Regions from separate parts of the Mus musculus genome. Here regions 1 and 3 are each linked to region 2. Evidence: chromatin loops called from intact Hi-C (ENCODE). Cell type or tissue: heart. All regions are shown on one strand.

Region 1 (8,000 bases), 96 kb before region 2:
ACTAGGCAAATAAGCAACAAGCTAGCTTGACAATGCCAGTAACCAGCACTCAGGCTACTGAGGCAAAAACAGCCTAGGGCTAGGCCAGCCTGAGCTACATCTGAGAAGCTGGGGTGAGGAGGGGAGAACAAAGAGAAACAGAGCCACACACAGTCTGAGCAGGAGGCTTACAAAGTCAGAGTGCACTCATCCTGTACAAATAACCTTCAGATATTTAAAAACAAACATACTGGAGCCAGGCACTTAATCCCAGAAGAACCATATCCATCTGCTTCAGTGCAAGTTCTAGTATGGCCTGGGCTACATAGGGATACATTGTCTCAATAAAGGAATAAAGACATTGATTGATTTGAAAATATCTGATAATTAAGATTTTGATAATACATTATTATGCAGTTATTTAAAAAACATTTTAGAACACTAAAATGGGGAGCTAGTCAGACTAAGTTACAAGAGCATGCAGTGTGCTGGGGAATGCAGCTGGGCATGGTAGTGTGTGCTTAGCATGAGAGTGTGTGCTTAACATGACAGTGTGTGCTTAGCATGCCTGAGGCCCTGAGTTTGACCCACAGCACACACAACCAAAAAGGAAAATTGCAGGAAATTAATTAAAAATGAAATCAGGCAGTAATGGTACATGACTTTCATCCCAGCACTTGGGAGGCAGAGCAAAGGCAGGCAGGTCAAGGTCAGCCTGGTCTACAGAGTGAGTGCCAGGACAGCCAGGGTTGAGAAACCTTGTCTTGGAAAACATACACATGTAAGTGTGTGTGTGTGTGTGTGTGTGTGTGTGTGTGTGTGTGTGTGTGTACGTATTTATATGTATATATAGTGATAAATATTTATAGACTGATCTACCACAGCAAAAGTGAAGTTACAAACATCACCACAGTAGTTAAGGGCGATTAACACAATACTAAATCTTCATACTGTGGACGTGAAAATATTCCAACAGAGTACAAAATCAAGTAATTTTTAAAAAATAAAATTTTAATTTTATGACTTAAATCATTCCAGCCTGATTCTTTCTAAACTACATATCAGTGATTGTTCATACTTTGAGTAACATGTCTGTCTGTCTGTGTGTGTGTGTGTGTGTGTGTACATACATGCACAATGCTTCATTTAATTATAACCAAACTAAAATTTCAAACTTTTAGTACTTGTTTCTAAAATACTAAAGAATCAACCACTGACATTCAGACAATTCATTAATTTTAGTAAACTTAAAATTACATTTACCTTCTAAGAAATACAGCAAAACTGTCCCATCAATATTGAAATTGCATGTTATGTAATTTTCTAGTGCCTCTTATGATGCTCAATATTAACGCATGACACAATTACCCATGCATTCAAACAAAAATGTTAAGCTTAAATACATAAACTCAAATACTAGGAGTACAAAATGGGGTGAGGGGAAACCACCTCAGAAGCATCAAAGTCTCAAAAAGGCAGAACTGCCTTCATTCCTGGTACAAGACAGCAGAGGCTCAAGATTCCCATTACATCAACTTTAGACCTGCTAGCTACAGGAGGAGAAGACTTCCTTCCCCGTCCTTCCATTCCAGGGCATATGTCACAGCATTTAAAAAAAAAAAAAAAAAAAAAAAAAAAAAAAAAAAAACAGCCCAAAATGTTCCTTTCAATTATATCCTATTATTTCTAAGAGTATTTGTTTCGGGTAATAGAGATAGCCCAAACCAATCGACATTATAACAGCACTTAATTTGACAACAGACTGATTTAAACTTGGGTTACATAAGCAACCAAAAAAGCAACTATACATATGAATGACAGATGTTTATGAAAACACAAGTTTTTAGACTAGTAAGAAACAACGGGTAGAATAAGAAAATTATATTAAATTATACGTATACTGACCCAATGTGCTACATACAACTGACCTAATTGTGCTACATACAACTGAAATTTAGTGGCATCACAACTTTAATCAGTAGCACACCCATAGTTATTTTAAGAAACTAAAACCAGGACATATACACCTAAAACATATTTAAAGTGTACATTATACACATATACTACAGTGCACATATTTTTTTCAAAAACTCAAAATGTTTAATTGATTCCCTTAAATAAGGACCTCAATAGAACTTGTAATATTTGTAAAATTCTTCATCAAAAAATGATATAATAGCTTATACGTCATCCCAAAATAATGAGAAATCGTGTTCACTAATTTTCTTTAACATTTCTCTAACTGAAGAAACAGTAAAACTAAAAACATGAAAGACTCAAGTGTTTGGATTAAAACTTCATTGACTTTGGATGAAATGTTCCTTTTTAAAAAAAAAAATAATAAAGATGTAATACCTGAGAAAATTGAGATTTCAACTTAACTTGTACATCCTTTTCTTGTCCTCTCAAACAAATCAAAAATAAAAGTTTCTATTTTGTAAACATTGCACATCCAAAAGCGAACCGGTAAAAACAGGGTTAAAAATGTATTTACAAAAGTGCAGCTGAAGTAAATGCACTTCCCCCGAGAGCACCACTAGGTGCCGATCTTATCTCCCTAAATGGAACGCGAATCCAGAAATACCTAACTAAACGCGAAATTATAATCGAGAACCACAAGAGGCAATTTGTACCAAAATATCAAGTCTGCACCGGTGAAACCGTGAGAGAAATAAAGGATTTTAAGGTGCGGGTAGGTGTAAGACACGAGAGAAACGTTTTCCTCGGAAAATGTGAAAAGAAGAAGCACGAGACGAAACCCCCTCGAGAATGAGAAAATTAAATCTAGAACCCAAATGGCGTCCAACAAGAACATTAGCTCTTGAAAATGAATATTGCGCCTGCGCAGCCACCGCCCGGCCAGCTGCTCAACTGCAGCTAGAGCCCGACCCCACGCGATCACGTGCTCCCATGCAGCGCCCGCCCGCAGCTTCGCAACCGCGCAGGCGCACACTCAACTCCCGCAGCCGCCATAATGCGGTCTTGACTCTTCCGAAATACAATAGTCATTTCTCCGACAGTGGTTAGAACAGCCCCTGGCACTCGCGTATACCTTCGGGGGCGGGAGGTGAGAGCCTGGGACCCGAGTTCCTTCCTACGCAGCCGTCCCGTGCAGCCGTCCCGGACGCTGCCGTCTCAGCCGTGCGCTCCACTCGCCGCCACCGCAGATTCAAAAACAAACCCGCTTCTCCCCAGCACGCGCCGGGGCCGTTATGCAAATAGATGGGGGCGGAGCTTCGTGGGCACACTATGTACTCCACCCACTGAGCGATCGGCCAATGAACGTGCGCGATGCCTATTCTCCATGCAAATCTCCTGGTTTTTTATTTGAATGAGGGATTTTTGGCCACGCCTCCTGCCTTGAAATTGTAGCCCGTCTGCGGTGGTGGCGCTGCCGTCTTTTCGATCGCATCCGGAGGTGATTTTTTTTTTTTCCGGTTGGCTCTTTTCTTTTTTATCCTGGAGGTGATTGGGGTTTTTTTTGTTTTTTTTTTAATTTTTTTATTTTTTTTTTTGCATGGAGATTCCTCAGTGGCCACCCCTCCATGAGACTTGAGAAAAAAAAAAGTAGGTGTTTAAAAAGCGAAAAGATTTTTCCATAAGTCTAGAGAACCTAGAGTACGGTAATTTATTCGAAAAAAAAATTTTTTTTAATTTTTATCTTTTTGTTTTGTTTTGTTGATGAAGATTCGTGCAGTTTAACTCAGTCTAGCCATTGAACTTGCCACGTAGCCCACACTGGTCTGGAATTTGAAATCTATCGGCCTCAAACTCTGTCAAAGTGTTACAGGTATCACTTAAAGTTCACTAAGTTAATTGTGTTAATCATCAAGATGTGGAGATGAACATCTTTTGGGGGGATATCCTGTAAGAGAGCAAGCAGTACCAATCATGCCTTCACACCTCATAAATTCACGTGTCGCTTAAATAGAGACAGTAATCACTGTTCCGACAAATTGAGAGAAGCTAGAATGAAGAAAAGATTCTAAATATGTTTTGTAAATCAGTAAGAGCCAGAAAAATAATATTAGGTGGAATCCCTTAAACTTAATTTTCTCCCTTTAAGTATTTGTTCAATAGTAACTTAACCAATCAAAAAGTTAAGTAGCTGTCAGTGCTGAGGAAATCTACACTCCCATGGGCAGCTGTGGCTCAATTCCCAGAAGCACTCAGGGAGATGAGGCAGGTCTTGAGAGAACAAGGACAACCTGGGGCCACATGCTCCCAGATCATCTAGAGCTTGAGACTCTCTCTCCAAAGAAGCTCACAGCTTTCATTATTGTCCTGTACTTGACAATTCAACTAGGACATTAAACAGGCAAACCCAAGGAAATTGAAATTCAAGAAACAACTTCTGGGGTCATAAAATGTGATACAGTGTCCAGGCAAATCTAAGACTTGAAGGCCAGCCTGGTTTACAGATCTAGTTTCAGGATACCCAGGGCTATATAGAGAAACCCTGTTTCCAAAAAAGGGAAAAGGAAAAAGGTAAGTGTTTTTAATAGATGTATTTAAGATTCTAGATTGATTTTGAGTTGAAAGAGAGAATATCTAGAATAGACTTGACTTAATCTAACAAGAGGCCTTGAAAGGGGAAACACCCAGCTGAGTGTGGTGCCACCCACACTTGGGTGGCAGCAGTAAGTAAGCCTGTCTCTGTGAGGTTAAGCCAGCCTGGTCTACAGAGTGAGTTCTAAGACATCCTTGACTACACAGAGAAACCTTGACTCAAAAAAAATAAATAAATAAATAAAAGAAGGAAGGAAGGAAACAGAAGAGAAAGGAAAAGAAAGGTGGAAGAGGAAAGGAAGGAAAGAAAGAAGAAAAGGAAGAAAACATCAGCTCCATGTTCCTGCTCCAGCCCCAGAATTCCTGTGACAGACCTGGGCATGTTGATTAGAGGCAGATTGGTAGGACATTGTACTAAAGCCATGGAGTGTGGAGAACTCAGGGACCTGTTACGTAGAAACTAGAGAGACAAGAATGTTGAGAGCAGTGCAGACGACAGTGGCCCAGCTTGTGACGTTTCAGAGGGAAGCAAAGACTCTACCAGGCCATTTGTGTGAAGAATCTGTGGTTTAAAATGAGCTCGAGCTGAAGAACCAGCTGTGATAAACAAGAGACCAGAACTTTGTTCTTCCGGGACAGTGGCCGATGGACTGCCCCCACATCATTGAGGTGAAATCTTGTGGGAAGTGTTTCCTCAGGACCAACACACAAGAGATGTATGTCAGAGCTGGGCAAGGTTGTGCTGCCTCATGCTGTCACCCAGGTGAGCCTCCATGTCAGTCTTGGCGAATCAAACCTAAGTTCTCCAGAAGAGCAGCCAGTTCTGAACAACCAGGACAATGAGTGAACCATCTTTCCACCCACATGTGCCTACTCCTGCCTAGTGATGGATCATCTGAGACCATATCATGTGCACTAGCCTACCCTCTAGAACATCAAAATTCATGGTTTCCACAAGATCAGATGCCACTGGTAGAGCCCAAGCAGGTGCAAGCATCCCTGGCCCTGTAGATGCAGGCCAGCTGCAGGGGTGAAGGTCCCTCTAAGGCTGACTTTTGTGGGCCTCAGTGGTTCTCTGAGTGCAGGAGTGCCAGTGATGGTCCAGATGAGTGCAAAGAGAGGGAGGAAAACAAAACAACCTTATCAAAAACTCAACAGCCTCAGCACCTTGAACTGCTTGCATCTGAACATAAAGAGCATACGCAAGGGTCTACAGAAGTCAAAAGACAAGTCCCCTGGTCTGAATATAGATTTCTGGTCTGCAGGAAGCCCCCGGGGCTCTTCGTTCTTCCTCTGGGCTTCTGCAGGACAGTGGGCTACAGGGCCAGCCTTGGCTGTTTTCTGGTTGTTTGTATAAAGAGGAAGTGAACAACCAAAAAGACATTTGTAGGGGATTTGTAAATTTCCATGGGTTTTTCTCTTTGTGTGTGTGGAGGAGTGATATTTAAAGATTTAAATAATAAATGTATGTGCTGAGCCCAGAGCATGTACAAAGCCTTTAAGACTGAATAAAAGGGACTTATTTTTTTAAGTTTTTAAATTGTTTTGTTATGACCAATTTTGTGAAGGCTTCCCCTACACTTTCTTATTTCTGGTTTTAGTTTCAAGGCTTGTGTTTGTTTATGTCCTTAATCCATTTCAAGGTATTTTTCTTTAATTTTCTACCACTGAGCCACATGCCCAGCCCTTTCTTACTTTTTTATTATTTTTGTCAATTGGATCTTTGTTTTTTCTTTTTTAATTTTTGCAACAAATCCTACAATGTTCTACAGGCTGCCTTAAAGTCAGTGAGGCCCAGGCAAGCCTTGAACTTGAAATCCTCAGCCTTCCAGATCTCTGGGATTGCAAACGTGGACCAGCAGTCCTGATGAGTTGAAATTTTTATACATAGAGTCAGGAGTCTGAACTGTATCATTCTGCATGTAGATCCCAGTTTTCTATGGCTTGTGATAGAAAACAAAACAAACAAAAAATATTTTTGCCACTTTACCAAGTGAGCCGCCATTTTATTACTGACAATGTCACTGTTCTTTCACATTTAGGAAGATCAGAGAACTAAATTTAAAGTCTCATCAGGACCCTGGACCCACTTCTGGAACCAATGATGGTATCCACTAAGGATTTGGTAAGATGATTGGACACTCTCATGAGTTCTGGGGTTAAGTTTACTTAAGCCCCCTATACCTACCTGCCTCTGGAACTGATGAAACGTAATCCACTCCAGTTAGCTAGACTAAAAGGGAAAGAGTCACCAGCTAATTACGCAGAAACATGAGGTCCAGTCCTCGCTTAAGTGGAATGGCAAAAGGGGTGTATTGCTTCTGTTGTCTCTCCTCCTTGTGAATAGTCACACTTCTGTTGGTTGCTTGCTCGTGGTTATGGTTACTCAAACAGATTTGGCAGCTAAGAGAGCTAAAGGTGAAATGAAGGAGACAGCATGACCCAGAAAGTGCCAATCTCCCTGTTACCACATCTGAGAAAGAGAACTGCTAGGGCTTTGCTTCTGCCTCCCTGGTTTCATCAGATCCTCTTCTGGACACTCTAGCACTGAAAACTATAGGAAGCCAAAATATGAATTCGTAACTCTAGATTAAATAAGTTGAACAAGATCTAACCACAAGTACTTACACCTGACTTGATTTCACTGCCCAGACATCGGGCCTTAACTCATGAAAAGGGCCAATCAATCATGATCATACTGCCTCATTCTTTAAAGATAGTCACAGCCCTTCACTTTGCTCTTCTCCGAATCCCCAAGAGATGCTCTGTTTCAGGTTACTGTGTGTGTGCCTGGAGAAATCAGCAGCAGAAACTCACTGTGCTTGCAAGGACTTCATAGTGGCTGTGGTGGTTGGGATGAGCATGACCGCTCCCCCACCCCCCCAGGCTCATGTTTGAATATTGGTCCCCACTTGGTGGAACTATTTAGGAAGGACTGGGAGGTATAGCCTTGTTGGAAGATGTGTATCATACGGGCTGGATTTTGAGGCTTTAACACCCTCCAGCCATCATCTCTAATGAACTCACTGCTTGCTCTTTTGAGCTGGAATGTAAGCTCTCGGCTGCTGCTCCAGCACAGTGCCTACTTGTCCACCGCCGTGTTCCCTACCTAGGATGGTAGTGGACGCCGATCCCTCTGAAACCATGATCCCAGGTAAATACTGCTTTTATTAATTGCCTTGGCCATGGTGTTTTATCACAGCAATTTAAAAGTACCTAAGACAGCTGCTATAGTGGTTTTAATGGAAATGGCCCCTTAAGCTCATAGGGAATGGCACTATTAGGAGGTATTGCCTTATTGAATTAAATACAGGGTTTTTAGAAGAATTGTGTCACTGGAGGTAAGCTTTGCGGTTTCAAATAATCACGCCGAGCTCAAAGTCCCTCTCTTCCTGCTACCTGCTGATCTAGATGCAGAACTCTCAGTTCCTTCCCCAGCACTATGTCTGACTACATGCCACCATGCTTCCTGCCATGACAAAAATGGACTACACATCAGAACTGTAAGCCAA
Region 2 (8,000 bases):
AGGAACGGAGGTGTAGGTGGTGGTGTTTCATTTAATCTTGAAGCCATTAGCCAGTGGTTCTCAACCTCTGTCGTGACACCTTTGGGGGCTGAATGACTCTCACAGGGGTCACATAACAGATATACAGAATATTAGATACTTACATCATGATTCATAACAGTAGCAAAGTTTACAGTTATAAAGGTAGCAACAAAAATAATTTGGTGGCTGGCTTAGCACAGCGTGCTGAACTGTATTACTGGGCCACCATTGGGGCAACCTTCCTCAAATTGTATGAAGGTGTGCCCTTGTATTTTCAATGCTTAATTGTCTACTGGAAGAGAGCTGAGTGCCCACAGGATTTTGGTATTGTCACTTCTTCCCATCTCCAGGTTTTCTATTGTGTCTTCTTCACCTGTCTAAAGGCAACCTTAGAGATGTATCAGGCATTGTCTCACCTGTGATTGGTTACAATAAAGATCTGACAGCAAATAGCTGGAACAGAAAGTACAAAGGTGGAATTTCCAGACAGAGAGTGTCGCCGGGAGAGGCGAGCTGAAGCAAGAGATTCGGAGGCCGACCCAGAAGGGAGCAGGGAAGTATAGAGCAAGCCATGAGGCAGGTCCCAGGCTAGAAGAGTGAGGTTAAGTTTAAATGGTAGCTGGGAGACTGCCCCAGCAAAGGGCCTAAGCTCTAAACTGTATAAAAGTCTGTGTGTGGTAATTCACACCGCTGGTGGTCGGAGAAGGTTGCAGCATTAGGAAGGTTGAGAAGTCTGCTACCACACTTTCAATCTTGAAATGCATTTTCCCCTGAACACATTCGCTGTGATTAAGACAAGAACCCAAAGGAAACAAACCCAAGAGAATTGTTACAACGTTTCTTTCTCAACCCCGCCCATCCCCAACCCATTTTCATCCTGTCGCCATTTGTTTTTCATTCTGCAATGCAAATATGATCATGATCAGCTCTCTCACATCTGGAAGAACATCTCAACTCTTCTTGCTCAGTGAGGCATCTTTAAATTTGTTCCGTCTTTGTGACTCTACACTCTCCCCGTCTTCCCTCCTATTCCTGTCACCCTAAGGATGCAGTTTCTGTTAGAGCAGTTTCTCACAGAGACCCTACACATGTCAGAGGATTTATTTGTAGAGGGAGGCTTTCTGTGTGTCCAGGGCGTTTCCTGTCTAGCTGGCTTCAACCACTAGCTACCGCCATTAACACTGCTGCAGTTGTGACAAGCAAATCTTTTTCTAGACACCCCAAAATCTTTTCAGAGTAAAAATTGCCCCTGATTTACTATGGGGGCGGCGGGGGGGCTGGGGGGTACAGTGTGTTATTCCCCAGTTTTTTCTTTTCTCTCCCCCTTCCCTACTCTCCTCCCCATATGCATGCTCATGGGTATACTACAACCTGCACTTCTGCCTCTGTGTGTGTGTGTGTGTGTGTGTGTGTGTGTGTGTGTGTGTGTGTGTGTGTGTGTGTAGGTCCGGCCACTTTGGATGTAGTCCTTGCCTTTCACCTTGTTCTAGGCAGGATCCACTGTTTTGTATGCCAAGCTGGCTGACCCTGGGACCTATGGCTTTACCTGAGCTCAGATCCTGCATTTATCTGCTGAGCTGTCTCTATAGCCCATCTGTCTCCATCACCCATCACCACAGGGTGATGTTTCCACTGTGATCAGCCCCACAAACATGGTCTCCGCTCAGCCCTCTGTGACTCTGTGGAGGTGGCAAGCTGCCTGCAGGAACACAGCATGGTGCCTTATTCAACCATATTCTCATGTATTACTTGTCTCCAAGTTAGACTGAGAAATCAGGCCTTCACACTGTCGTGGTTTGGTGTTCCCATTTTACGTGCTATCCTGTGTCCTTAGCTAAAGCTGGCCTCCAGTACTGACAATATCTCTATGTACATTTTAAAAACTTCACAATTTTGAATATTATTAAAACAATTTAAAAATGACATTTAAGAGCTGGAGAGATAGCTCAGTGGGTAAGAGCACTGACTGCTGTTCTGAAAATCCTGAGTTCAATTCCCAGCAACCACATGGTGGCTCACAACCACCCTTAATAAGATCTCACGCCCTCTTCTGGTGTGTCTGAAGACAGCTACAGTGGACTTATGAATAACAATAAATAAAATTTGGGGCTGGTGCAAGAGGGACTGAGGGAGCAGGGTTGATCTGAGTGAGCAGAGGTCCTAAAAATTCAATTCCCAACAACCACATGAAGACTCACAAACATCTGCACAGCTACAGTGTACTCACCTACATAAAAATAAATGTCTTATTAAAAAAGGACATTTAAGGGTTAACAAGATGGCTCAGCAAGTCAAGGTGCTTGACTCTGCCAACCTGAGCTGTATTCCAGGATCCCACGTGGGTGGAAGGAGAGAACCGATTCCTGCAGGTTGTCCTCTCACCTCCACAATGCACACACACACACACACACACACACACACACACACACACAGGCACACACGGTAAACAAAGTACAAATGACATTTAGAAGCCAATCGATATTTTCTTTTTCAATAGCTGATGTGATATCTGTGATGCCCAGATTCCCTCATTGTCTGGAGCTTGCCAGGTGAGCTAGGCTGGCCAGCTGCTGGGCCCCCAGATCTGCCCATCCCCACCTCACTATTGCTGGCCGCACAAGCAAGCACTGCCACTCTCAGATCTTCGTTGTGGCTTCCGAGTCTAATTCAGGTCCTCATGCTTGCGGGGCAAGCTCTCTTCTGACTGAGTTATCCCCTGAGTTCCCAAAACATGATGCTTTATATGTGGCTTGTGAACAGTTGTTTCTAGTTATTCCACCTGGTATGGTCTTATTAGCCCATCATCATGTGCCCTGGCTGCTTCAAACTCACCATGTAACTGAGGCTGGATTTGAGCTCCTGCCATTCCTGCCTCCACCTCCCAATTGCTGAGACCTCAAGTGTTCGCCAGCATATTTTGCTTCAATGTTAGAATGCAGTTTATAAATTATTTGTACATATCTACAATGGGAGATATTTTGTAGCTTTAATACATATAGGCATTTGACACTACTATATTTGTAGATTATGTATTTGCATTTGATGATATCATCAGGCAACATGGGGCATTTATACTCTTTAAAATGCACAGAACTATATATAGCTACTAAACAGTAAGCTCTGCACGTCATTTACTTAGGACCATCCGTGACTTAAAAGTTGTTATTCTGGTGGCTGGAAAGACAGCTCCGTGGCTAAGGGGACTTGTTCCTGTTCCAGAGGACCCAGATTCAGTTCCCAGCACCCAAGCCCAGCAGCTCAACAGCCTTCTGAGCTCCAGCTCCCGAGGCTCCGAGGTCTTCAGTCTCTGCAGGTGGCTGTGCTCACGCACACTTACCCGCACACAGACACAGATGCATATACGGAATTAAAAGATAATAAAACAAACGGAATCTCTCAAAGTTATTCTGTCTAGGAAGCTTATTGTCTATCAGTGATAACTGTGAAAAATGTTTTTGTACCTTGGATTTCTAAGTGGCAGATGGCTTGCCAATGCTGCCACCTTCTGGATGGCATTGTGCACTGCACCACGCAAGGAAGAATCAAGTAAGTTCTTTATGTCTGAGGTGAGAAATTTCACTCTTTTCATTTTGGAAAGGCATGGGCACTCTTTTTCCTATTTCCCTCATTAAATTCATAGCTATTTGTCACCGTTCCAGCCACCCGCTAGAGTAAGGATGCTGTGCTAACATCGTAGTGTAAACTAGCTGGACTGTCATCATATCCCCCTTCTGGACTTGTGTTCCCTGTTCTCTGTCCTGCTAAATTTATGCCTTGGGAGCGTAGGCTAGCCTATGGGAGGCACATCTATAAGCTTCCGTGTCCTTAACTTCCAGGCAGATGAGGGCGGTGGGAAGCATCAAAACAAGATCAAAAGGAGAGGAGGGATCTGACCTGGCGCATCTCCTCCGTCAGTGCCATTCCTAGGAGGACGCTGGCTCTGTCCATCAAATGAAGGTCACATCTTCCATCAAAAGCCTTTTACTAAATCAGCTTGCTCTCTAGAAAAGCGATAAACTTCCTACTTCTGTCATTAAGAGCCTGAGCCATATGTGATAACAGTCCCACTGGAATGAGAAATGCCCGATACGCTCATGAATCAGAAGGCCCGCTCCCTAGCTGCTGGTGCGGTCGGGAAGGTTCTGGAACCTTGATGATGTGGACCTTGCTGGAGGAGGAGGAGGCATGCCGCTGGGGGTGGGGGATGGGTGGGCTTTGAGGGTTTATAGCCTCTCCACTTCCTGCTCTGCCTCCCTGTTTCCTGTGTGTGGATGAAATGTCAATCTCTATTTCCAGCAACTTCTGTACGGACTTTATTCCCTGGAACCGGAAGCTAAAATAACTCTTTCTTCCTTAAGCTGCTTTTGGCCATGTGATTTTTTTTTTTTTTTTTTAATCACAACAACAGAAAAGTAACTGATGATGAAGACGGTTAGAGGGTGGCCCCCTACGGTCACCTTTTATAATGACCTGTGTAATTAAGTATCCATTAGGCCCCCTGAGAAAAGGGGCCCAAAGAAGTAATGGAAGGGAGGAAGGACTTATTTTGGCTTGCAGGTCTAGGGGATGAAGCCCATACTGTGAAGAAGGCACGGATGCTGGAGGGCTCTGCCCATGGCCATGGGAACCTGAAGCAGCTTGTTTACATCTTGGTCAAACAAGAAGCAGACTCCTAAGGCCTGAATGGGGGTAGGTATAGCTGAAGGACTGCCCCTGGGGGCCTCCCATTTAAAAGATTTTCCAACTCCTCAAAGCAGTACCCCTAAGCAGCTGGGGACCAATAGTTATTCAAACACAGGTCTGTAGAGGGCGCTGTACATAGAAATCAGCACTGTCACAGACCACAGCAATGGGGAAGATGATAACTGTTCCCTCATAGTGCTAGAGTTGTATAGAGAGTGTTCCTTAAATGCCCAGGTGTTGAAGGATTGGGCTCCAGCGTGGTGCTTTTGGGAGGAGGTAGAACCTTTAAGAGAAGGGACCTCGTGGGCTCAAGTCCCAAGAGCTAGTCTTGAGGAGCATGGTGTGGCTTTATGCTAACCCCACACAAGCTAGAGTCATCAGAGAGAAGGAGACCCTGACTGAGAAAATGCCTTCATGAGATCTGGCTATAAGCAAGCTTGTGGAGAATTTTCTTAATTAGTGATTAATGGCAGAGGCCCCAGGCTATTATGGGTACTGTGAGAAAGCAGGCTGGACAAGCCAGTAAGCAGCACCCCTCCATGACCTCTGTATCAGCTCCTGCCTCCAGGTTCCTGCTCTGTTTGAGTTCTTGCCCTCATTCACTGTTTTTGATTTAAAAAAAAATTATCTATTCATTTACCTTATGTATACGAGTACACTGTAGCTGTTTTCAGACACACCATAAGAGGACATCAGATCCTATTACAAATGGTTGTGAGCCACCATGTGGTTGCATGAGGTTGATCTCTGAACCTCTGGAAGAGCAATCATTATTGTTAACCACTGAACTGTCTCTCCAGCCCCTGAATCTTCTTTTTAAATCATTATTTTATGTATGAATGTTTTGCCCATGCCTGAGGAGACTAGAGGAGGATGCTGGATTCCCTTTAAATGAAGATACAGATGGTAGTCAACTCCATGTGGATGCTAGGAATGGACATAGGTCCTCCAGGAGAGCAGCCAATGCTGGTCACTGCTGAGCCATCTCTCCAGCCCCACCTCTTCCTTTAATTTTTTTTTTTTTATGACTGTATGACTGGAGAGGATTTTATGGTACCTGCACATCTCATTGTCTTTATTGTTACTGTTATTGTTCTGTCGTTAACAATGATTCAATGAGGGCTGGTGAGATGGCTCAGCGGGTAAGAACACTCACTGACTGCTCTTCTGAAGGTCCTGAGTTCAAATCCCAGCAACCACATGGTGGCTCACCACCATGCTTAATGAGGTCTGATGCCCTCTTCTGGTGCATCTGAAGACAGCTACAGTGTAGTTATGTACAATAATAAATAAATCTTTGGGCCGGTGCAAGCAGGGACTGAGAGAGCAGGGCTGACCAGAGCAAGTTCAGTACCCAGCAACCACGTGAAGGCTCACAACCATCTGTACAGATACAGTGTACTCATATGCATAAAATAAATAAATAAAATCTTTAAAAAAAAGCCCCACATATGATTCAGTGAACACAGGGTGTGCTCTGGCAAACTGATTTAATTACTTTTGGAGATAGTAGTGGGGTTGCTGGTCTTATGGTCATTCTATTTTTATTCCCTGAGAGTCCCCGGATTGCTTTCACTGATGGGTCTCAGCATTCTCTTCCACAGCGTTTGAGAACTCCTTTGACTCTGCACCCTCGCCAGCACTTGCAGTAATCATTTCGACAATGGTTGTCCTGACTGGGGTTCTGACAGGGACACGGGCTGCATCTGCAGGAAATGCTGACCTTGCCCCGGGCAGATGTCTAATGGGTAACTAAAAGCAAGGTAGAACCTTGCCCCTCTGCCTTCATTTTGTATTTGCTTCTTCTGCTTTAAACTGGGACAAATTCCTGCTCCACTCTCCATGTTAATCATTTAGATAGTGTTTGTCCTCTGCTTCAAGGTTCAACACACCCAGATAAGTACCTAAGGGGGTTTAAAGATTTTTCTGGAACATTCTGAATGCCCTGCTGTAGAATTCCTAGAGGGACATTCCTAGAAGTCTACACTCGTGGCTCAGCACTTTCCAGGAACTGGAGTTTTGCAGGCAGCTCATCCCATGAGGATAATGCACACTTAAGATGGAGCCGTCTTCTAGTGGGAACTGAGTCGTGTCTCCCTCTCAGGATGACAAGGCAGAGGGAAAGACAACATGCAAGGCGAATGGAGATTGCACCCATAGTGCCAGCAACTTCCTTAGCACCAAAAGGAGGTTGCCAGGATGCGAGTGGTGGCTACTGCTCTCGCTGGCAAGGCACTGGAGTGTGCAAGTTTCCTGAGCCCTCGCCTTCGTTCTCTTTGCTCTGAACAAACCCCAGGTCACTCCTGCTGCCCAGGCTACAACCCTTGGACCTGTTTTCCTCCCATGGCGACGCTGACTTTCTTGCCTGTTTTTGAGGTATGTCCTCACGTAGCCTCTCTTGGCCTCAAACTCCCCTCTTCCCATCTGGCTTCTCCCCCCCTCCTCTCTCTCTCTCTCCTCTCTCTTCTCTCTCTCTTTTTCCTCTCTCTCTTCTCTCTTCTCTTTTCTCTCTCTCTCTCTCTCTCTCTCTCTCTCTCTCTCTCTCTCTCTCTCTCTCTCTCCCTCTCTCTCTCTCTCTCTCTCCTCTCTCTCTTCTCTCTCTATCTCTCTCCTCTCTCTCTCTTTCCCCTCAAGGCCTGCTTCAGTCTGGACTCTTGCAAATGCCTCTGGCTGTTCTCCCTCTTATCTACATGAAACCCCTCCTCCTAGGCGTTCCTTGGAGCGGGCACGTCCTCTTTTTCTTTCACCAAGGCACTGTATGCTGGAGATGCATGGCAGAGGAAGCTTCTTGTGAGCCAGGAAGGGTAAGAGAAAGAGAAGTGACTGGTCCCACAATCCTCTTCTAGAGCATGCCCTCTGTGACCTAATAAGCTTTCTCTTAAAGGCTCCCCATCTTCCAGTACCACCCCCCAGGAGCCAAGCCTTTAAAATACATGCATTTGACGCTCTGTGCCACGGAATTCCACCCCGGCCTCCCCCTCGTGATAAAATAAGTGTTCATTTCAACTCCTCGAGTCTCCAATCTCAGTGGCAGGGGAACCCTAGTGATAGGAGAAAAGGCCCACCGGACATTTAGATCTTTGTCTCCAGTCAGAAGTATGAGAAGAAACTGTTAAACCCCCATCTTTTTTTTTTTATCTATTTCTGGCCCCTCTTCTTATCTATCTGCTTGTCAGGAATCTAACTCCTGCTCCCTCTGGGGTGTGGCTGGGGATGTAGCTCAGTTGGCACGGTGCTTTCATAGCAGGCACAGTCCTGGGGTTCCATTCTCAGTGCTGTATGAATAGAGCAGGCAG
Region 3 (8,000 bases), 130 kb before region 2:
TTTTTGAATGAGGTTAATTTGCATCTGGTAAGTTACTTTTTCAGATAATGTGATAAAATACTCTTGACCAAAAACAGCTTGGGGAGAGCAATTTGTTTTGAAACACAGTTCAATACGGCCCATTATGTTGGGGAGGTTGAATGAGCAGGGGTTGAAGTGGCTGGTCACATGCCTCTCTCTCTCTCTCTCTCTCTCTCTCTCTCTCTCTCTCACACACACACACACACACACACACAAACACACACACACACACAGACACAGACACAGTCAGAGCCATGACAAACTCCCGCACACTCTTACTTTTTCCCACATCCAGCCCAGGGAACAGGGCCATTCACAGTGGGTGGGTCTTTTACATAATTAACCTAATCAAGATAAACCCATCCATAGGCAAATCCCAGAGGCCCACCCACCTCTCAAGAAGTCTAGATCTTGTCACCTGACAACTGAGACTAAGCACTGCACTTCGTCCTTCCCCTGTGGTTCAAGCTTAGTCCTCGGTTCTCCGTTAAATTTCACCTTTCCTAATATATACACACAAATGAATCTAATGTTTGCCAAGGTGCTTATGTTTATTGTATGTGCATGTAACCAAATAGCTATGTCGAGTCCATGCATGCGAAGAGGTGAGGAAACGGTGGTGAATCCTATAGAACTAGTATTACAGACAGTTCTGAGCCACCATGTGGGTGGGAACCAAACCCCGGCTTCTCTGTGAGAGCAGCCAATATTCTTTCTTAACTGCCAAGCTACATTTCCAGCTCACAGCTTGTCTTCTGCTAAAGCATTTTCAAATTTCCATAGTTTTCTCTTCTTCTATCTATAAATGACTAAGCAGAATATTTCTTCAAGAGATAATACTAATCACTAGGTAAAGATCATTATCAAAAATTCACATCCAAAACCCAACCAATGATCATTATCAAAAATTCCTATCCAAAAGCCAAGCAAGGCTGATCATTAACAAGTCTTGAAGCATCCTGGTCTATACAGGGCCACAAAAGAGCCTGATTGACAATTTTTCCTTAAAATGAGTGAGAATATGGTACTGTAGTCTTACTGCTTAAATTGTAGATGAGAAGAGGATAAATAGGATGGGCCTTAGTACAAACTGATTAATGTCTCTGAGACTTCAGCATGCACAGAGTAAAACCATGTGAAACAAGAGCTATACCATCACAGGCCAAACAACTCGAAGCAGCTCGGAGATGTGTCTGGACAAATCCTTCCTCAGAGCCATCCAAGGAACTATGCCTTGACTACAGCATCACTTTCAACTTCTAGTCTGTAAAATTAAAACAATATGCCCGTGCCTGTGCTCGTGTGTATGTGTGTGTGTGCGTGTGCGTGTGATTTACCACATAAACACAATAGCAAGAGTAAGCGAGGACCCACCTGAACAGACAGAATATCCATTAGATCATATTCAGTACTACCTTATAATTAAAACTAAGACTCTAAAAAAGCAAGAGTGCTAAAGGTTTTCAAGAGGAAGATGCTACATTTAATTGTGAAATGATATTAAAATAACAAGAGAAACAAAGGCAGCCCATATCACCAATTTTATGTTATCAAAAGGCTAGTACAAAAGAGCAAGTAAGAAGACAGAGCTAAGACTACCTGCTCACTGCAGAGCAGTTCTGCCTGGCATGCGTAAGGAAGGTCCTGGGTATGGGCCCAGAACCACCAAAGCAAGAGATTAACTATAGGCAGACAAAAGCATATGTAAATGTGCATGTGTATGCACATAGATGCTCTCTCCCCCACCCCTTTCTCTCTTTTATTGATACACTTAGTTCCTGGTATCACCCAATCAAGAGTGAGGCTTTACTTTTAAATTCCACAAAACAATCTACTCTACACTGTATCGTTTAGCACCCTTACTAATATAACTTACCTGCAATAAATAAGCACCCTAAGTTGTTAATAGTGAATGTTGTTCAATAAATACAAAGCTTGACCTATTTGTCAGAGACCAGTACAGCTCTAAAGACACGGTACATTGTCAACGAATGTCCCGATTATGTTACACTTTGCACTCACCTTCTGAATTTAAGTCAATAATTTAAACAGTTCTTAGTGTCTTCTTTTTATTTAAAGTACAGTTCTTAGAAAAATGATCTTTCAACTCTATTTACAGAAACCTTGAAACAAACCCCCACTGGTCCTGTTTAAGCCTAGGATTTACACTCGGCGAGCATCTTTTCTCCTCCACCTGCAAGTCCTGTTACCTGGACATTTTTCTGCATAAACTGTGGGCAGGAGATAAAACCCAGGGGCTTCCAATGCATGCTGTGAACTATAGCCAGGCAGCACAAGCTTAGCACTCATGAGTCTGACTATAATAAACATATTAAATGTAGTGTGACTGCCATTTAAATATGTTCAAATACTGAAGTACTATTCCTTTAAACTTTGAAATATCCATTTTCAGATATTCTATGCCTAAACAAGAGTTATAATTATTTACATTAAAATTAAACATTTTTAAAACATAAGCCAGTGTAGTGGTGCATGCCGTTAATTCCAAAGCTTAGGTGTGGAGGAGAGAGGCATCATCTCTGAGTTCGAGGTCAGCGTGGTCCACAGACTGAGTTCCAGAACTATACAGAGAAACCCTGTCTCAAAACAACAAAAACAAACAAATGAACAAAAACAAAAAAACCATACTTAACTTTTCACAATGCAAATAATCAATGAACTTGGCTGGGAGTTGTAAGTTTGAGTCCCACATCTCCGGGATGAGGCTGCTTGCCTAGCATTTCAAGTTTTTAAAGTGTTTAAAAGAAACTGTATCTTAAAGTATCTTAAGAGGAACTGCATATACCAACACCAGCTTTGCTGAGAATTATCTGAGATGTGACTAATTGATGATTAATTAATTAATATTAAGGATTGAAGCCAAGCAAAGTGGAGTACACTGGTAATCCTGGCACTTGGGAGGCTGAGGCAGGAGGATCATTACAAGTCTGAGCCAGCCTAAGTTATCGTCAGTTCCTGTCCAAACTGTGCTACAGTGTGAGACTGCAACCACAAACAGGTCATCTAGAATGATTCTATGTTTAGCCTCTATGTACATTCCGTGGAGTTTTTAAGTATAACTTTCAGACTCTGAGACAAATTTTCTCTTAAATAACATATTGTGTGTGTTTGTGTGAGAGATATTTGAAAATATAGTAAGCCAGTGTAAACAAACACTATTACTAAATTCTCTCTACCAAATAACACTTAATACAAATAAATATAACCCAAGTCAAGTTGGTTTTTTGCAACAAAGCCACTGAATTCACTAATCACCTAAAGTCCTGCCTGAGACCTTCCATACTTTCCATCCCCACCAGGGGGCACACTACAGCCATTCAGCAGATTCTCGTGGGTTCTATGTATAACTAAACAGACAAAGCAATAAGGAAGTAGCATGAACAAGTTCAAATTAGTTCAGGCGTATCTGTGCAAACCAATCAGCAGTCTGCTTTGAGAAATCTATTTTGCATAAGCAAAGCTCATTAGGAAAAATTTACATTAGGGAAGGGCGTGTACCCTGCAAACAAGTCTCCAAGGCGGCATTAGCAGAAGGTAAGCAATCCTACAGCTCACTTTAGCATCGCCCTCTGGACTTCAGATACCATCCACATCCACCTACATTATTCTGGAGAATCTCTGCTCCTCGGTACAGCAGCAACATGGGTCAAAGCGCTTCCACAGGACCGCACCTCAGTTTACAGGAAAGGCATTTCTATTTTACAGCAGAACATGTCTGCCGTACCTAGAAGTACATCACATGACGTGATGAATTAAATTTCTCCTGAAAGTACTTTTTTAATCTAAAAGGAGTTTAAAAACGAAGTATTTAAGTCCTTACTTTACATATTCAGATCCAAGAACTTGGTGAAATATTATCAACATTTTTCTATAGAAATTTATACATTAATAACCAGAGAAAAGTGTGTTACCTGAGATGTCTCTATGCCTTGTAATTTTTTTCAATTTTTTGATAAATTCTTTTTAAGGGAAGAGCAGTGAGCCTCTTCTTCAAAGGAGAACTTTTCCTGAGCCCCCTCCCCGCACCCACTTCTTTCATTTTCTAGCAAGAGATCACAGACAGCCATGAAACAAAGGGAAACTGTTTTGTCTTAGCTTATAATCTCCCTGCTCAAAAAACTCAAGAATTTAAGTGGCTGTTCAAGAGCTACATAGAAACTCAGCCAATCAGTAGCCAGCATTCTATTTCCTGCCCAGCAACAGGAGACAGACAATAAGGTCAGAGAAACCTAGTTGACAAAGCCCAGAGCTGAAATGGTGCAATGTGGTTCTTTGTCTGAAACAAATAACCTAGAACACAGATCCCTGTCTTAAATCCATGATATGGTTTACATATACAGCACACATAGACAAGTGGCTAAGATTTACAGATCTTTTATGCTACTTTATCTGGATTTAATCAATGTTCATAAATGTTTCTAAAATATAACTTATCTGAGGAATCAGCTAAACAGGGACAATACATAAAAATACCACTCCTACATAATGAGTTAGAACCTATAAAATTCAAAGTATATTTTCTTTTACAAGGTTAATAGCTCTTCTATTTGTTTATATATATACATATATATATATATATCCCACCAAAATATTAAGTCCCAATAATTAAGATGATCTCTCAAACCATTTCACCTACCGTTACTAATACAGATTTCCAAACGGAAAATTCAACAGGCTTCTGGACCATGGGTAGGATGACAAAGCGCTGTGTTGTCTACTGCATGGACCTGACTCAGCTTAATCACAGAACAAAATCAAAATGTCCGGTTTTGGTTGCTCTAAGTGGTAACAATGTATTTACTACAACAAGCACAATTAATTGCCTTTCACAGTTGATTTTTAAAAAGACAACACAAGCTCTGCTTTTGAAGCAATAAAAGGTATGGATTGTAAGTTAATTTTACAGGGTTTTTTTTAATACTACAAAAAAAAATCTATGATCAGAATTTATTTGCCCCAAATTCACTATCTTTATTAGCTTTTCCTAGTCAACACGTTTTTAAACTCATCATTTTCCCCCTTCATTACAGGTGAACCTTGCAATTTTTCAAACATACCCAAGAGGGAGCTTGCTGCAGCCATAATTTTAGTTTATATAATCGCCCCATAAGGGAAATAAATCAACAGCTGCTTCAGCGCGTCCTTCAGTCCTGCGAGGGAACTGAAATTCACTCTCTGATTGGCTCAAAGCCTTAGCTGCCTAAAGCCAATCAGAGAAAAGTATCACAAACCTTACCCAGCAACAAAGGAAGCAGATGAGGGCAAGTGCTCTAAGAACTACAGGCACGGTGGAAGTCAAAGGAAACAATGAAAATGGAAACCTCTTATACATCACCACAACTCAAATGCTTTGTGTCGATAAAAGCCATCTACAGTGCTGTTGATTTTTGAGAAGTCTCTCCCCCATTTTATTGTTTATATTTAAACTAGGGTCTGTAGTTTCTAAAAATAGCCCAAATAAATACCAAGATCATTGATTCAAAACACACACACACAACCACCAAGCTAATTTAAGTTAGTAGCTTTAATAAAGAATACATAAAAATACAACTCACAAAAAATTTTGAACAAAAGCAAAATCATGTTAAGTAAATGCAGCCCAGATCTTTCTTTGACAAACACTTCAGTTATGTCCACGCTGGGAGAAACATCACCAATACTTTTCTGACTAATCAGATGCTGAAAATCCCAGGTTTTGAGAATTTGTTTCTGTTTTCATTTATGTAAATGTCTGTCACATGTGTGCGTGTGCCATCAGCAGCCAGAGAGGGCATCAGATGCCTTGGATCCTGAGTTAAGGCTGCTGGGAACTGAACTCAGTGTTCTTAACCACTGAGCCATCTCTCTAGGCCGGGAAAATGTTTTATTCAAATTCTTTCCTTAGATGGCTTAACAAAATCAAATCAACAAACGTGACTACTAATAATCAACCCCTAAACATCATTTTACTCATTACCCACGATTTCTATTGCTAAGAATCTGTTTGTCGTCATGCTGACCTGGCCTGACCTTCATCATCATGATCTTCATGACTTGAATTTGGAAGAATGGAAAAGAAGACTCCCACAAACTGTCCTCTGACTCCCAAGACACACATGAACACACAATCACACACCAAATAAATAAATGGATGGATGGATAGGTAGGTGGATGGAGGGTGGGTGGATGGATGGGTGGGTGGATAAGTAATATAAACTAAAAACAAACAAACCCTCATTTCTCAGTTGATAGCTCTAAGGTTTGCATTGCTTGGGAATTGGCAGTATTTATTCATGAAGGGCCATAAGAAATAATCAGTTACACAATAAATACTAACAACCTTTCTCACTGTTTACTATCCATTAGTCTGATAATAATTCATTACTTTGGCCTTATCCAGGTTAATATGTATTAAATCAAAACTTTAAAAAAAATGTACCTCAAAAACCAAGATGCCTTGTTTTGTTTAAAGTGCATTCTTTTTCTGTGACTTTACTCTGACCTCTTTCATTCGGTCATATTTTTAACATTAAAAATAAAACAAAACAAAATGGCCTACCACCAGGGCTGGAGAGATGGCTAAGTGCTTAAGAAGAACACTGGTTGCTCTTCAGGAGGACCAGGTTCAATTCCCAGCACCCAGCACTGAGATGGCTCAAAATTTGGCTTCCCTGGGCCCCAAGCATACATGGGATGCACAGTGTGTGTGTGTGTGTGTGTGTGTGTGTGTGTGTGTGTGTGTGTGTGTGTGTGTGTGTGTGTGTGTGTGTGTGTTGTATGTATATGCCGGCAAAATCATATATACACAATAAATTTAGAAGAAAAAAAAATTCCAAGAAACTGAGTGTTGTTCATACTTTATTTTAGGAAGTTCAATTTTCCAGGTGCTTAAGTATTTGGTGTGATTTCTGCTTTTAATAAAGGTAGTACATGTAAATACTACTAACATTTGTCTCTGCATACCCAAAAAAGCCTCTTACTCTTCTTCCTTATTCTAAATAGGACAAGATTCAATAACATGTTTATCTCAAAAGACAATAGGACTGTTCATTAAACACACTATAAAATATCAAAGCTTGCAGCGCCGAGAATCTAACAGTCTTCTTACTCATGGAAAATTCCATTAACTATCTTTTCCCAGGACAACCAGAAAATCTGAAATGAAACAAATGTCTTCTGAGTCTAATCGAAGCCTAACATGTAACCAAACCTGGCAGGGTGCAGGAGATGCATTATCGCACGTCCTGGACTGGTGGCTTTACAATATTTTACCAGTATTCTTATCAATTCTTCACCAGTATTGCTACCATTTCCTATTTCTGCCACCATTTTAAGGCATCATTTAAAAATAAACATTATTTGGTTTTAATACCTACATGTACATTAACAAAGCACTTTAGCATATCTCGTTATATCTCCAGTATAAGATTTTTAGTACAGGCATATTTTAGGAAGGCAAAACTTTCATATCAGAAAACATCTTAAATATACCAATGCCATGATATGCTTCTAAAGCCATTCACAATATAATGAAAATTGGAGTATCCTAATGTTATAATAATGAGCACACACTATATAGTTCAGACTATGTAATAAATACCGACTAGAGACTATGCCCTGCATGTATGTAACTGACACCTACAAATAATTTCTTAAATAAAAAAATCTGTTCTTTTTGAAAGCAAAGGTAGTAATCTAGAACATTCTAACAGTTTCTAAGCTAGCATGCTCACACATTTACATGTAAGTAATAAAATGTACACAGTGTCTAAGTATCAAAGTAGAACACCTTAAAATCACAGCTGACAAGAGGCGGTTTCAGCCTCATGAAAGTTTGCATGGACAGTGTGTTTTTATTTCAAAATTAAAACATCCCTTTAAGAGAAATCTCTACTTATCACTACACTACACGCTGATGAAAGCCCTCCTTGAAATGATAAACATACCCCAAAGGAGCCCCTTGCAGCCATCTTAGCAGC

Evidence for each region. A loop is a pair of places that touch in the nucleus more often than their neighbours do. Peaks named below come from ENCODE experiments on the same cell type or tissue, not always from the same donor. Only the 100,000 strongest peaks of a DNase experiment are listed, where the experiment ranks them.
Region 1: it touches region 2 in a loop (5-fold over the local background); 21 of 42 quality-filtered maps call a loop at or near these places.
Region 3: it touches region 2 in a loop (8-fold over the local background); 40 of 42 quality-filtered maps call a loop at or near these places.

What each region holds. Positions count from the first base shown.
Region 1 is chr6:136,513,995-136,521,994 of GRCm38, reverse strand. It overlaps Atf7ip (activating transcription factor 7 interacting protein), which reads right to left and starts at 3,144. Exons shown (of 15, transcript NM_019426.2): 1 at 3,032-3,144. Gm44140 (a long non-coding RNA gene) reads left to right here and starts at 3,242. Exons shown (of 4, transcript XR_001785394.2): 1 at 3,242-3,397; 2 at 3,503-3,546; 3 at 6,531-6,613. In heart, CTCF peaks have their summits at 2,600, 2,799 and 3,364; DNase peaks (open chromatin) are centred at 2,914 and 3,224; H3K4me3 peaks cover 2,603 bases; H3K27ac peaks cover 1,740 bases.
Region 2 is chr6:136,418,079-136,426,078 of GRCm38, reverse strand. It overlaps a transcript of E330021D16Rik not described here. Among named protein-coding and RNA genes, the nearest start is that of E330021D16Rik, 6.5 kb to the right of the region's middle. In heart, CTCF peaks have their summits at 3,533 (motif pointing left) and 4,832 (motif pointing right); no DNase peak of the experiment used is centred here; H3K27ac peaks cover 1,297 bases.
Region 3 is chr6:136,551,184-136,559,183 of GRCm38, reverse strand. The region is part of intron 1 of Atf7ip (activating transcription factor 7 interacting protein); the gene reads right to left. It overlaps LOC108169175 (a long non-coding RNA gene), which reads right to left and starts at 5,093. Exons shown (of 2, transcript XR_001785397.1): 1 at 4,679-5,093; 2 at 3,639-3,766. In heart, CTCF peaks have their summits at 3,329 (motif pointing right) and 5,105; DNase peaks (open chromatin) are centred at 3,403, 4,223 and 5,213; H3K27ac peaks cover 2,840 bases.